3 separate regions of the Mus musculus genome follow, and all the other regions are linked to region 1. A link is a loop called in an ENCODE intact Hi-C map of the cell type or tissue named here. Cell type or tissue: heart. All regions are shown on one strand. Each heading gives the region's core, and the rest is flanking DNA. Links, peaks and the distances in the headings are about the cores only.

What was found. Hi-C counts contacts between places; a loop is a spot of excess contacts. Peaks named below come from ENCODE experiments on the same cell type or tissue, not always from the same donor. Only the 100,000 strongest peaks of a DNase experiment are listed, where the experiment ranks them.
Region 2: a loop joins it to region 1, with 7 times the contacts of the local background. A loop is called at or near these places in 17 of 42 quality-filtered maps.
Region 3: it touches region 1 in a loop (2.4-fold over the local background); 10 of 42 quality-filtered maps call a loop at or near these places.

Annotation. Positions count from the first base shown.
Region 1 is chr12:111,665,941-111,670,510 of GRCm38, reverse strand. It overlaps Ckb (creatine kinase, brain), which reads left to right. Exons shown (of 8, transcript NM_021273.4): 6 at 226-349; 7 at 497-686; 8 at 770-1,156. The coding sequence ends at 948. Among named protein-coding and RNA genes, the nearest start is that of Ckb, 4.1 kb to the left of the region's middle. In heart, for the core only: a CTCF peak has its summit at 1,988 (motif pointing left); DNase peaks (open chromatin) are centred at 1,400, 1,930 and 2,890; H3K4me3 peaks cover 850 bases; H3K27ac peaks cover 1,293 bases.
Region 2 is chr12:111,729,363-111,733,932 of GRCm38, reverse strand. It overlaps Coa8 (cytochrome c oxidase assembly factor 8), which reads right to left. Exons shown (of 5, transcript NM_026511.2): 4 at 3,821-3,911; 5 at 1-266. The coding sequence ends at 167. Among named protein-coding and RNA genes, the nearest start is that of Coa8, 18 kb to the right of the region's middle. In heart, for the core only: a CTCF peak has its summit at 2,059; DNase peaks (open chromatin) are centred at 1,272 and 2,002; H3K4me3 peaks cover 415 bases; H3K27ac peaks cover 680 bases.
Region 3 is chr12:111,964,333-111,968,902 of GRCm38, reverse strand. It overlaps Atp5mpl (ATP synthase membrane subunit 6.8PL), which reads left to right and starts at 1,894. Exons shown (of 4, transcript NM_027360.3): 1 at 1,894-1,979. In heart, for the core only: a CTCF peak has its summit at 1,809; DNase peaks (open chromatin) are centred at 1,882 and 2,152; H3K4me3 peaks cover 1,635 bases; H3K27ac peaks cover 1,419 bases.

The sequences.
Region 1 (4,570 bases), core at 1,005-3,504:
GCTCCAGACCCTTGCGGGCCACACAGCACATGACTGGTGATTGAGATGTATATGAGCTGCCTTCCTCCACTGTTGCTGGGATTGGCGTCTTGGTGACAGCTCACATTCCAGCACTTTGTTGAGGAAGCATTTTGTTTGAGGTCACCCACCTATAGTGTCTTTCTTGGGTGTGATCTAAGGCCACATTCTGGCAGGGACTCCAGCCTGACTTTACCCCTCTTCTAGGCACAATGACAATAAGACTTTCCTGGTGTGGATTAACGAGGAGGACCACCTGCGAGTCATCTCCATGCAGAAGGGGGGCAACATGAAGGAAGTGTTCACCCGATTCTGCACCGGCCTCACTCAGGTCAGGCCTGGGCATTCCCCAGGGCTTCCTCACTAGGGGCGTTGGTGCTGGGGAGGGATCAGGGGCAGATCAGAGCCCACATCTCCCAGGGTCCGTAGGGCTTCCGGCCAGGCTTCCTTCTCTTAACTCTCCCTTCTCCACCTTCAGATCGAAACTCTCTTCAAGTCCAAGAACTATGAGTTCATGTGGAATCCTCACCTGGGCTACATCCTCACATGCCCATCCAACCTGGGCACCGGACTGCGGGCAGGTGTGCACATCAAGCTGCCCCACCTGGGGAAGCACGAGAAGTTCTCGGAGGTGCTCAAGCGGCTGCGGCTTCAGAAGCGAGGCACAGGTGAGGGGCAGAAGGCACAGGTGAGGGGCAGAAGGTGCAGGTGTTGTCCTCAGCCCCGCTGACCTGCCCATGTCCCACCGCAGGTGGCGTGGACACCGCTGCTGTCGGTGGGGTGTTTGATGTCTCCAACGCTGACCGCCTGGGCTTCTCGGAGGTGGAACTGGTGCAGATGGTGGTGGACGGAGTGAAACTACTCATTGAGATGGAGCAACGGCTGGAGCAGGGTCAGGCAATCGATGACCTCATGCCGGCCCAGAAGTGAAGCCTGGCCCTCGCCACCATCAGGCTGCCGCTTCCTAACTTATTAACCGGGCAGTGCCCGCCATGCATCCTTGATGTTTGCCGCCTGGCGGCTGAGCCCTTAGCCTCGCTGTAGAGACTTCTGTCGCCCTGGGTAGAGTTTATTTTTTTGATGGCTAAGCTGTTGCTGACACTGAAAATAAACTAGGGTTTGGCCTGCCCTATTTCTGAGTGTTGCTTCTCCTTTCCTAGGGACAGTGTGTGTGTGTGTGTATGTATGTGTGTGTGTGTGTGTGCGCGCGCTGGCCTTCTGTGTCATCTCACCTAGCAGATGAAACATGAGCCATAGAAGATACAGGGCAGAGAGGGAGGGAGGCTCTGAGTCCAGCCTGAGCATCTAAGGACATCTGTGCTTGCAGGGTGGAGCCTAGTGTTTCCTTAGTCCCAGCCAGCTAAAGGAGTCAGAAACTTGACATCTTCCCCAGTTTCTTTCTGCTGTCTTCCTGGCAGCCTGAAGAGCCAAAGTTTTACCTCCTCACTTCCTCCCCCTCCAGGCTCCAACCCCTACTCCAGTTCCTAAATAACCCTCTCCCTGCTTCCTCCAGCTTCCATCGTCCTCAGGTCGAGGTGCCTCCTCCTCACCGCCCCCCCCCCCGCCCCCAGCTCTCTAGCCCCTGTCCCGTCCCTCTCATTTGCAGCTAGCTTCCTCTCTGGGGCCCTAGTGGTTGGGAGGAGACAACCCTCTGCTTCCACTTCGAGCTTTTATGCCACGTCATCTAGGAGAGGGAACAGTAGTTAGAGGGGCTCTGTCGTGACCCGTCCCTGTCTGTGGACAGGTCAAAGGGGAGGTACCCCAAGGCTCACATCAGGGCTCCTGGGCACAAATGAGGCTTGGCTGCCTTCATGGCGGCTTATCCTGGTTGGGCCTCATGAAAAGATCTGGCCCACATTTGAAAGCCGAGAAAGGAAAAAACAGCAGCCAGGGGCTGGGACTACAGTTCCCCGCCCCCACAGTGACTCTTCCAAGAGGACAGTCTTGTGCTGCCACCTGCTGGTCAGGCTCATCACAGGCTTACCTGGTCAACCCAGACATCATACTCAGACCCAGGAGACAGGAGGCAAGGCTGAGCTATGAGCTACAGAGGTTATGTTCTGTCTGGGGTTTGCTTCAATGGCCAGACTCCAGCTATGGGCTCATCTAGGTGGTGTCTAGGCTGGGGAAACTCTAGTTGAGTACTGACCTCTGTATCATGCTGTTTGAATGCACCTCACTGGGGGTGGGCTGGACATAGGACAGGGCAGGTTCCCTAGAAGCACAAAAGGGTCAAGAGATCTCTGCATCTCTCCTTAGTGTCCAGGGGTAGCACTCAATCCTGCCTTCGGTCTCCTCAGATGTCCTAACAAGTTTGCAGCTGGCACTCCTGTCAGAAAGACCTGGGGTCCACACTAGACCATTCCCTCAGCTTTAAGTCATCCAGCCACACTGTAGACTTCAGTCTGGTGGCAAAAAGCAGTCCTCCTGCCTTCCTTTAGGAAGGCAGAGGCGAGTGGGGCTCTGAGCTCAAGGCCAGCCTGGTCTATAGAGCAAGTTTCAGGACAGACAGAGAACTCCAAAGAAAAGCCCTGCCTTGAAAAACTAGGGGGAAAATGCCTTTCAAACCATCTCCACCAACAAAGGAAATGAGTCTCTGAGGGGACCATCCAGACTATAAGAGAGGGACAGTAGGCATAGAGAGATAAACTCCCCATGTCTGCTGTTGGGACACCAAAAAGACCTAAGAAAAGAAGGCAGGACACAGGACCCCTGTAACGGGTGAGGGTTTTCTATCTTCCTATAGGTGCCTCAGGTCTGTGAAGTTCAGTCTTGGAATACCACCTTCTTCCCGCCACTTGAACCCAGAATGTTCTGCTGGCTCAGGCCCCTTATCGCCAGCAAGGTCAAGGCCGGCTAACTTGATGTGGCTAGGCCAGACACCATCCCACTGGAGGTAGGCACAGCACTGTGTGGTACTTTCCCATCCAAACCCCAAGGATCCAGAGAGCTGCAGCCTGAAACCCCACTCTACTTACGCAGGATCCAGAGGGCAGAACCTAGCCTAGAAAAGATGTTTCCTCCAGGCAGTGAATCTCATGAGCATCTTGGACCAGCCACTCAGGCAGGGGCACAGCTGAGCCCCTTTGGGGTTTGTGCTTCCAGGGTTGAGCTGTTTCCTGGACACAGGACCTTCCTGGCCTCTGTGTAGGCTCAGAAACTCAGGACTCTACTAGGCTCTGAGTTCCTACCCCAGTCTCACCCAGATAGAAGAATCTTGTTGTGTTCCCTCGGCTGTGCTGCATGCTACTTTCCTGTGCTCGGTAGATCTCCAGGACTTATGGAAGTCCAGACAGCCCTGCTCTTTCTCTGGATCCGAGATTCAAATGAGTGTGTTGAGCTTTCGTGGCTTTCGTGGCTTTCGTGAGAGTGGTTGCAGAGATGAAAGGTGCTGTGCTCACTGGGTACCGGAATGGAAACACATCTCCCTGGGACAGGCTGGCCACCCTGATTTCTTGCTGGGAGCAGCCAGAGAAGGATTTCACCCTGGAGCCACCTACATTCGGTGGTCCAATGATAGAGGTGGGTGTTCTGTCCACTAAGACATCAACCCACCATACTAGCAAAAACTCCAGCTCTCACCCTGGTGCTGGTAGAATTTCTAGATGCTGACCCAGGAAGACCACTATCTAAAGAAATAACAAGGAACTACAACTCCTTAGAGAAGGAAAGAACTGGTCAGGACCATTTACCTGGAAAAAAAGAAAGAAAGAAAAAGCTTGGCCAACCCCACCCCTCCTACTTCGTGCAAGCAAACTTCACACTCAGTGCTATGAAGACAGGCTGAGGAAGCCAAGAAGCAAGCATGGGTTATAAAACAGCTCGCGCTGAGATCCCACACATTATGTATGGAAAAACCCCCAGAACAGTCTGGCTGTGGGAGGGAACAGGTGATTTCCCTCTTTATACTTCGCTTTCCGAATGTCTTCCAGTGAACTTGTATTGCTTATATAAGGCAATGGTTTTGGCCATGTTGAGGGTTGAACTCGGCGCGGCGCGGTGCATGCTGGGAACGCAGCTCAACCACTAAGCTGCACTTGTGGTCCTCCCCAGGCACCTGAGGAGGAAACTGAAATCCTCCTGCCTCCACCAACCGGCGGCTGGGACAATGGATATATACTACCTCACCCTGTTTCTGCAGTGTAGTGTTTAGGATTAAACCAAGGGCTCTGTACTAGTTAGTGCTGAGCTACAGCCTCGGCCCTGTCCCAGTCAAATTGGAAATAGTTTTCTTTATTCTTCTTCTATTTATAGGAATTTAATGTGTTGCAGCTGGTGGGAGCACTGAGGCAGTAGCAAGCAGGCATCCACTGGCACCCTCTCCTATTATGGGGAAACTGAGGCTCACATAGAAAAGCCTAACCCAGGCATGGGTTGATTCTTCTGCTCTTTAACTTGTGGGGCTCTCAGGGGGCTCTTCAGGGCTGGGTCCAGCTTCTCCCAATAGTAGCTTAGAAGGCTGCAATTGCCTGCAGGCTTCCTTACACAGCACTTCTATTTCTGACCCAGCCTGGTACTTAACAAACCTCCCAGATGCCGGAGGCAGCTAGAC
Region 2 (4,570 bases), core at 771-3,270, 64 kb before region 1:
ACAGACAATACAAAATACAGCCTCAGCATACAGCGTACTGAGGAGCCTGAGCCAGGCAAGCACGGCCCAAGGGACTGTGCTCGCTTAGTGTCCAGGGCCTCATAAACAGAACCTGGAGCTGTGGGTCAGGTTCCGGTGCTGTGGGTCAAGTTCTGGTGGGCTCCTCCTAACTGCTTGTCTTCTTTTGCCTTAGCTTGCTCCACATCCTCTCCAGGACCACCTTCCCCATGAAGAAAGTGATGGCAAAATTACGCTTGTACCAGTCTCTACAGAGAAAGAGAGGACCCCAGTCAACTGCAGTGTCAGGCCTGATCAGCAGCTTTCCTGGAGGTGCCACAGTCACCTGACTCCCTACTTCCACCCCAGCAGAATACACACACACACACACACACACACACACACACACACATAGAGAGAGAGAGAGTTTCCCTAAGTATAGAGAGCTCTAATCTTCCCCTGGCCTGTATTAGCAGATTCCTAGGATGCTCTGAGGATCCAGCAGCATCCTAGACAGGCAGTGATGAGTAGCGCCATGGAACAGCCTACCAGGCTTTCCAGGGACCTGGGATTGGGGTGGGGCTCTGCTTGGGTCTAATTTGTATGAGACAAAGTATCCCACAGAAGGAAGCTGACTGTCACAACGTTCTCCTTCTCCTGGGTCTCTGATGCTCTCATACACACCCTGGCAGAATCTGGACAGAGAAAATACACAGGCTGCTGCCTACACGTCGTAAGTGGAAGCCCACCCACTGGGCCCACCCACTGAGCCTAACGGTGAGGTGAAGTGTGGAGGGCTTACTGCATAGAGGAAAGGCACATCTCAGATCCTGGGTGCAAGCCCCTGCTGCCCCAAAGCCACCAGCCGTTCCAGGCCCTGAGCACTTCTGCTAGGGCTGGATTCACTGACCCTTGGATCTCAGCACAGAAGGTAAGAGAGGAGCCAGAGCCCTAAGGAGGTGACAGCACAAGTCAGCCACAGTGTAGGTCCACAAACTCCATCTACCTTCCTGAGAACTTTATAACTCACAACCTGCTGTCAAGCAGAACCCTAAGTAAACAGGAAGGCTCTGGGGGAGCAAGAGGCCACCCCGTGTGACTCAGGCAAGAAGAGCCCCACTGCTCTTGTGAGGCAGATGATCTGGACAGTCAAGCAGAGAAACCAGCAAAGGAAGCCAGCAAAGCCTCCCTGTTTCCGAGCGGAGGCAGCCTCACAGAGCCTGCGCACACACAGCCTGCAGGGGGCAGCCGTGCGCTGTGTCCGTGAGCTCACGTGGCTGAGCGCCTAACTGGGTCAAAGCAACACAGCGCAGCCGCAGCCGCAGCCGCAGACTGCTCCCTTCGAAGCGCATCCAGCCTCCAATGCCGCCCACGTTCTCGGAGACCTTGCCGCTCTGGCCACAGCCAGCCCTGTCACTGCTGCATTTTAATGCAAATCTCGAGTTGCATCTTAATTGCAGTACCAGGCAGAACAAAAAAACTAAAATCTCAAAAAAAAAAAAAAATTCAGATTTATCAGGCCAACCATATGGTGGCCTACACTTCTAATCTGAGCACTTGGGAAGTGAAGGTAGACAGAACCTCTGTGAGTTTGAGGCTAGCCTGGGCTACACAGTGAGTTTCTGAACAGCCAGAACCACATAGTGAGATCCTTTCACAAACAAAACCCACTAATCTGTCAGGATGATGAGCTGGCCCAGACACACCTATCCCATCTCCATGAGACACCTGTCACAAGAGCTCAGGACTGGGCAGGCAGGCGCTCAGGTTCTCGTGCCTGCCCCACATATACACAGCCCTTACTTTTCCTATGAGCTGGTGCTTCAATTTGGAAGCCCGACCACACTTCAGCCCACGTCAGTCTCCTGAACAGCTGCAGGCGTGGCTGTCCTTCCTCCGGCAGCACCCTGGGCCACCGATGAGGACATGCTTAGTTAGGCCTCGGGTGTGGCACCCTCATCTGTCACCATCCAATCCCACAGCTTTTGCTGACCGGTGGCGTTAGCAGTCAGGGTTGATGAGGGATGACGAGTGTCTAGCCCTGTGTGGCCACCAGGGAAATACTTACATCACTGTTTCTGAGTGTTCTTTTTGTTTTGTTTTCCAAGACAGAGTTTCTCAGGGCAGCGCTGGCTGTCCTGGAACTCACTCTGTAGACCAGGCTGGCTTCACACTCATAGCTCACCTGCCTCTGCCTCCCGAGTGATGCCACCAGCAGCAAGCCCGAGTGTCCCTTTGTGTGCTCACCTTTGACTACCTTTGGCACCGGGCAGGGAAGCTTTTCCACACGAGCCGTACATACAGAAGAGACCAGAGCTTGCTTTCTTGAGTGCTCACACAGATGTGTGTGTGTGTGTGTGTGTGTGTGTGTGTGTGTGTACACAATGGTGTTTTGTAATGCTCTGCATGTTCTGCTTGGGAGGGTGACTCACCCTGCAGTTCAGGCTCCTTGCTGGTCCCTGCATGGCTCTCCTGTGGCCTTTGATCTCTACTGATCAAGAGTTCTGACAGAGGGCTGGTGAGATGGCTCAGTGGGTAAGAGCACCCGACTGCTCGTCCGGAGTTCAAATCCCAGCAACCACATGGTGGCTCACAACCATCCGTAACGAGATCTGACTCCCTCTTCTGGAGTGTCTGAGGACAGCTACAGTGTACTTACATATAATAAATAAATATTTTTTAAAAAAAGAAGTCTTTAAAAAAAAAAAAAAGAGTTCTGACAGACCCCGTTTTTCCAAGGAAAGATACTTAAAGGGCATTGATGTAAGTCCCTGAGGCACTGTGGGTACCGTGCACGCATACTGAAGCTGACAAGTTTGGTTAAAACTGCAAAAAGTGTAACCTTAAAAAACCATGCAACTTCTACCTCTACTGAAAACACCAAAGCTGTTAAACTATGGTTAAAAAAAAAAAAAAGATGTGCTAGGTGAACTGTACAGATGTGGGTGTGCTAGGTGAACCGTACAGATGTGGGTGTGCTAGGTGAACCGTACAGATGTGGGTGTGCTAGGTGAACCGTACAGATGTGGGTGTGCTAGGTGAACCGTACAGATGTGGGTGTGCTAGGTGAACCGTACAGATGTGGGTGTGCTAGGTGAACCGTACAGATGTGGGTGTGCTAGGTGAACCGTACAGATGTGGGTGTGCTAGGTGAACCGTACAGATGTGGGTGTGCTAGGTGAACCGTACAGATGTGGGTGTGCTAGGTGAACCGTACAGATGTGGGTGTGCTAGGTGAACCGTACAGATGTGGGTGTGCTAGGTGAACCGTACAGATGTGGGTGTGCTAGGTGAACCGTACAGATGTGGGTGTGCTAGGTGAACCGTACAGATGTGGGTGTGCTAGGTGAACCGTACAGATGTGGGTGTGCTAGGTGAACTGTACAGATGTGGGTGTGCTAGGTGAACCGTACAGATGTGGGTGTGCTAAGTGAACCGTACAGATGTGGGTGTGCTAGGTGAACCGTACAGATGTGGGTGTGCTAGGTGAACCGTACAGATGTGGGTGTGCTAGGTGAACCGTACAGATGTGGGTGTGCTAGGTGAACCGTACAGATGTGGGTGTGCTAGGTGAACCGTACAGATGTGGGTGTGCTAGGTGAACCGTACAGATGTGGGTGTGCTAGGTGAACCGTACAGATGTGGGTGTGCTAGGTGAACTGTACAGATGTGGGTGTGCTAGGTGAACCGTACAGATGTGGGTGTGCTAAGTGAACCATACAGATGTGGGTGTGCTAGGTGAACTGTACAGATGTGGGTGTGCTAAGTGAACCATACAGATGTGGGTGTGCTAGGTGACCTCAGGGCAGGCGTGAGCGCTTACCGGTTATAGCGCATGTGCTTCTGGAAATTCTTACTCAGAAAGTCCTTATAGAAGTCGGCCATCTCCTCTGCATCCAGCGTTGCTCTTTGGCCTAGAAGTAAGTCACAATTAAACATAACACGGGAGAAGCTGCCCATGCCAGGCACACTTAGAACCCAGCACTGTAGCTAAAAAATAGAAGGATCAAAGTTTGAGGCCAGCCTTGCTATAAGAGATCCTGTCTTAATAATCCAAAAGCCAGCTGGGCAGTGGTGGTGCACGCCTTTAATCCCAGCACTTGGGAGGCAGAGGCAGGCGGATTTCTGAGTTCGAGGCCAGCTTGGTCTACAGAGTGAGTTCCAGGACAGCCAGGGCTATACAGAGAAACCCTGTCTCGAAAAACCAAAACCAACCAAACAAACAAAAAAATCCAAAAACCAAGCCTGGTGGCACATACCTTTATCGAAACACTTAGGAGGCAGAGGCAAATGGATCTCTGTGAGTTTGAGGCCAGCCTGGTTTACAGAGTCAGTTCCAGAACAGCCAGGGCTATACAGAGAAACCCTGTCTCGAAAAAAAAAAAAAAAAAAAAAGGAAAGAACCAACTCTCACCTTGATTGTCCTGAGTCCCCACATGCTGTCCTAGAATCTACACTGCAGTGCAGGTGGCCTCAAACACACAGAGATCCATCTGCCTTTGCCTCCCAAGTGCTAGGACCAAAGGAAAGCGCCAACATGCCCAGCTAAAGATTCTATTTCAATTGCGTGTGA
Region 3 (4,570 bases), core at 658-3,157, 300 kb before region 1:
GTTTGAAGCCATACTTAGACACAGGCAAAACACGTATGCATAAAATAATAGTGATTTTAAACTAAAGCAATAAAGTGGTGTTATCAAGACAGTTCAGTGGGTAAAGATGCCTGACAGCTTCGCTCCCCGGACCTCCACATGGGCCCCATGGCACTGGGGATTGTTCCCCACTCTCATCCACGTAATAATATTTGTTAAGGGAAAAAAAAGTAAAGAGAAAAGGAGGGAGGAGGAAAGCGCTAGCTGCTCTGGGCCGAGGGGACTGGGCTCCTTCTGTGTGTGCGACACCTTTGTCTTCCCTTGCTTGTCTGGGTTCCTGACTAGCTCTTCTGTGTTCTGCTTGGGTAATGGCTATACATGCCTAATTTGTTTTAACCCAATAGGTGGCTTTCTTTTGTTCAGTTTCTGTTCAGATGTCAGTCATTTCTTAAACAGAAGTCTGAGGCTGAAGAGATGCCTTAGTGACTCAGGGCATTTGTTGCTCTTCCAAAGGACCCAGGTTCAAATCCCAGCACCAGTGTGATAGAACACAAACATCCATAATGCTGGTTACAGGGTATCCAATGCCTTCTAACTTCTGAGAGCGAACAGGCACATACTTGGTACACAGACATAGATGTGAGCAAAACACTCATACACATAAAAAAAAAAACTTAAAAAAAAACTAAAAAAAAAAGCAATAACAATTTTTGTTCATTTGTTTTGGTTTTGTTTTCTAAAAACCAAACCAGGGTTTCAGGATGCTCTTAAAACCCTAATCATCTTCCTCTACTGTCCAAGTGCTAGGATTATATCACGACACACCCAGCTAGCATGCTTATTTAAAACATAAAACCTTAGGTCCAGTCCCTAGCGTTCCTGCAGAAGTCTCTGCAACGCTTTACAACAATTTTAATGATAATTACTATGCACAGCATGGCTGCTTAATCAAATATTAGAGCAAAAATTTTTGTAGCAATACAGGGGGAAATGGCAAGAAATGCCAAAAGCCTGGCATAGTGGTGCAGGCCTTTAATCCAAGAAGACAGGAGGCAGAGGCAGGCAAATCCCTGAGTGTGAGGCCAGCCTGGGCTACATAACAAGTTACAGAAAGACCTATCTCAAAAAAAAAAAAAATTCAAGTAAAGAGGGTTTCCCCTTGTCACTGTTGCTTTATTTCCTTTGCTCTTATTGTTTGTTGGAGGGGAGAGGGGAGGAGGAGGGAGTGTGAGAGTCTCACTAAGTAGCCCAGGCTATCAAACTCAATAGACCCACAGCCCCACGCTCCACCCTCCACCCTGTGCCTCTGCCCCTTAAACGCTGGGATGAAAGACCCGAGCCACTATGTCTGGCCTTTGGTCTGATTGGTTGTTTTTGTTTTTGTTTTTTCTTTTTTTTTAGACAGGTTCTCACTGTGTAGCTCTGGCTGTCCTGGAACTCACTAAAAAAAATAGACTAGGCTTGAACTCTCAGCGATCTTCCTGCCTCTGCCTCCTGAGTGCTGGGACTAAAGGTATGCACCAACACACGCGAATTTTGGTTTAGGTTTTCAGGCTGGCCTGAAAGTCACATTTATCCTGCTGCTTCTGCCTCCTGAGGGCTAGGATTAAAGCCATAAACCATGTAAAAGGGGCTTTATTTACTTATTTACTTAAGGACAATTTGTCCGGATTATCTACTGTCCTGGTTTCAGCACTGAAAGTCCTCTGTTCCTGGAAACCCACAAACCCTGGGAAATCTGGTCAGTTTTATGACACCTAGAAACACAGTAGGCTTCTCCCAGCTCCTCCTGGTTTGGACTAATCCCTTCCGAAGCTTGTAACACCCGGGCGACCACTGGGGGCGCTGTGGTGCGCAGGCGCGGAAGGCCGGGCAGCCGGCGTCTGGTGTCTCCGCTCCTTCCGCTTTCCCAGCAGGCCCTGCGCGGCGCCTGCGTGCTCTGTGACCTTTCCCATTCTGTAGCAGAATTTGGTGTTGCCTGTGGTCTTGGTCCCGCGGAGGTAAGAGCGGAACCTGGGCTTTTTGCTGTGTTCCCAACCCGGGGGACTAAGGAGGGTCCGGGACCGGGTGCGGTGGGGCCCAGGTAGATCGCGGGCGAAGGACTCTGCGATACACGCTGACCTTGGGTCAGCCCCTGCGCCGCCTACTACAGGGAGGGTCCACCGGGTTCCCCGCGACTGTGACGGAGAGAGTGCCCGGCTGAGTCATCCAGACTGCGGGGGTGTCCGGGGTCAGTCCTCCAGATCCCCAAGAGTCCCCCAAGAGTGTCCGGGACTCCATCACGCCGAGGGCAGGGATGTGCACGGCGTTCAGTCCTCCACACTGCGAAGGTGTTTCTGGAGTTAGTCTTCCTGATTGTATGAGGGGAGGGGTGGTTGTCAGTCCCTTGGACAGATAAGACTTTGCTCAGACATCAATTTCTATGCGAAAGAGGGATTACTCCTCAAGACTTGGAGGGCCAGGGGCCCTAGTATCATCCTCACAGAAGTTGTCCAGGAGCTAGATTCTAGTGGAGGTCCACTCAGCATGGACTGTGTCCTTGTGCTGACACTTGGATGAACCTGTGTAACTATAGGCTCTGGCAAAGGGGCATGCCACCATCAACTGTGAGCATCTTGTTACCTACTCAAGTTACTCAGGGAGGGATGCAGCTAAAAATCCGTGCCAAGAAACATCACTTCAAAGCCAGTGCCTTCTTTCCATTATTCCACAGGTTTCTTCCAAGTTAGGTTTTGGCAAGGCCGATGTTTGAAAATGTATGAAACCACATTATAAACCTCAGACATGTTCCCCTCTTTACAGTGTGCTGCCAGGTAATAGCTTGCTGTTACTGTCACTTTCACAAACTCTGCAGGCATAGGCAGTCTCAGTAGACAGCCATTTGACCTTCGAGTAGGATGATCTTTTATTGAATCTGGTATTGTAAAACTAACAACTGGGAAATATGGTTAGCCAGAGAAACTTAGGTGGGAAGAGTAGAGGCCACACTGAGTACAGGGAACATGTCACTTGTGTAGTCAAATACAACCAAACTGACCAAAATGGAAGTCCAGGAGCAAGAGACAAAGGGGTGGGGGTGGGGTGTAAATGTACTGGATAGCAGGCCTTCACTGTGTCGGGACTCATGGCAGTTTAGAATAAGGACACAGTGCCAGGATGCCTCGATGCTGAGGAGAACACCAAGACCACTGAAGTCCCTCCACATCCTCTGTTTACCTTTTCCTTCCAGACCCTCCTGTGACACCACATTCTTTTTCAGGGTGTGGGAGGTCAAGACAAGTTTTCTCTGTGCCCTGACCATCCTGGAACTCCGTTTGTAGATAAACCAGGCTGGCCTTGAATTGAGAAAGATCCCCCTGCCTCTACCTTCCAAATGCTAGGATTAAAGTCAATCGCTGATATCATACCAGTCTTGATACAGCTCAACACTTCTGCACAGCCTATGAGATGAAACCTCTTTAAGTACTTTCTTAGAATCCCAGTGGCCTGGGACTTGCTGCTTTCTATTGGGTTTTTGTAGCAATTCCTTGCTATTGATTTGATCATTTCCTGAGTGCTCACTGTGCACCACGTGCCATTCTGGATCCATTCATTGTTGTTTGGGGACGGGGTGGGGGATATCTTTGTTTTTGTCTTTTGAGACAGGTTCTTGCTGTGTAGCCCTGGCTATCTATGTAGCCCTGGCTATCATGTAGACCAGGCTGGCTTTGAACTTACAGAGTGCTGGTTGGCTGGGATTAAAGGCTTGTGCTGCCACCTCCCAGCTAGGGTCCTTTATTTTTTAAGAGTCTGTCGAGCAAGTAGGAGGTCCATGATTGATGAAGAGATCTGACAAAGGAGGTTTAGAGAATTCCTAAAGTCAAGAACAGAGCTGGATCCCAAGGGTTCTAACCCATTGGTCCCCTACAGTACTCTCTCAGTCCTTGCCTGTGCCACAAAGATTCCACTCCACCTACTCAGTGACTTGGGTTCCTTCACGCTTTCCAGAGGCTGCCTTCTAATGCTCTGAAGCAGAACAATCCAACTAGAACATTCAGGTGCACATAATAGGGAGGAATTAAGGACAGATGACCATCTATGGTAAGATGATAGCACCACTCTACAGGCTAACTCTCACTGGACGAGCTAACCTTCAGACCTTTCTTCCACTTAGGTTCATTCCCATAGGAAAGAGCAGGAAGCACGGCCATAGAGGCAGATTGGTTCCTGAAGTAATCAGCAATGTGGGCCAGATTTGGTGTGATCTAGTCTTGTTTGGATCATTGATGCTTTGGGACGCAGTATAGAAATATGCCAAACAGTATGAATATGCACCCTATATTCTCTGATGCCCAGGAGGTCAAAAGACTCGCTGGAACTGGAGTTATATTACAAATGGTGGCAAACCACCTTGTGGATTCTGGGACATGGACTTGTTGAGCCATCTCCACCCCCAGAAGACATATCCCTAAATTCAAGATTAAATGGTGTGCACGCCTTCCCTGTTTCCCTAGTTCAACAGTAGCATTCTGTATAACAAGCACTCCCGACACGATACCAGGGCTGTGTGCACTAATGCAAGAATCCTAGACCCGTGTGAAGTGCAGCTCTC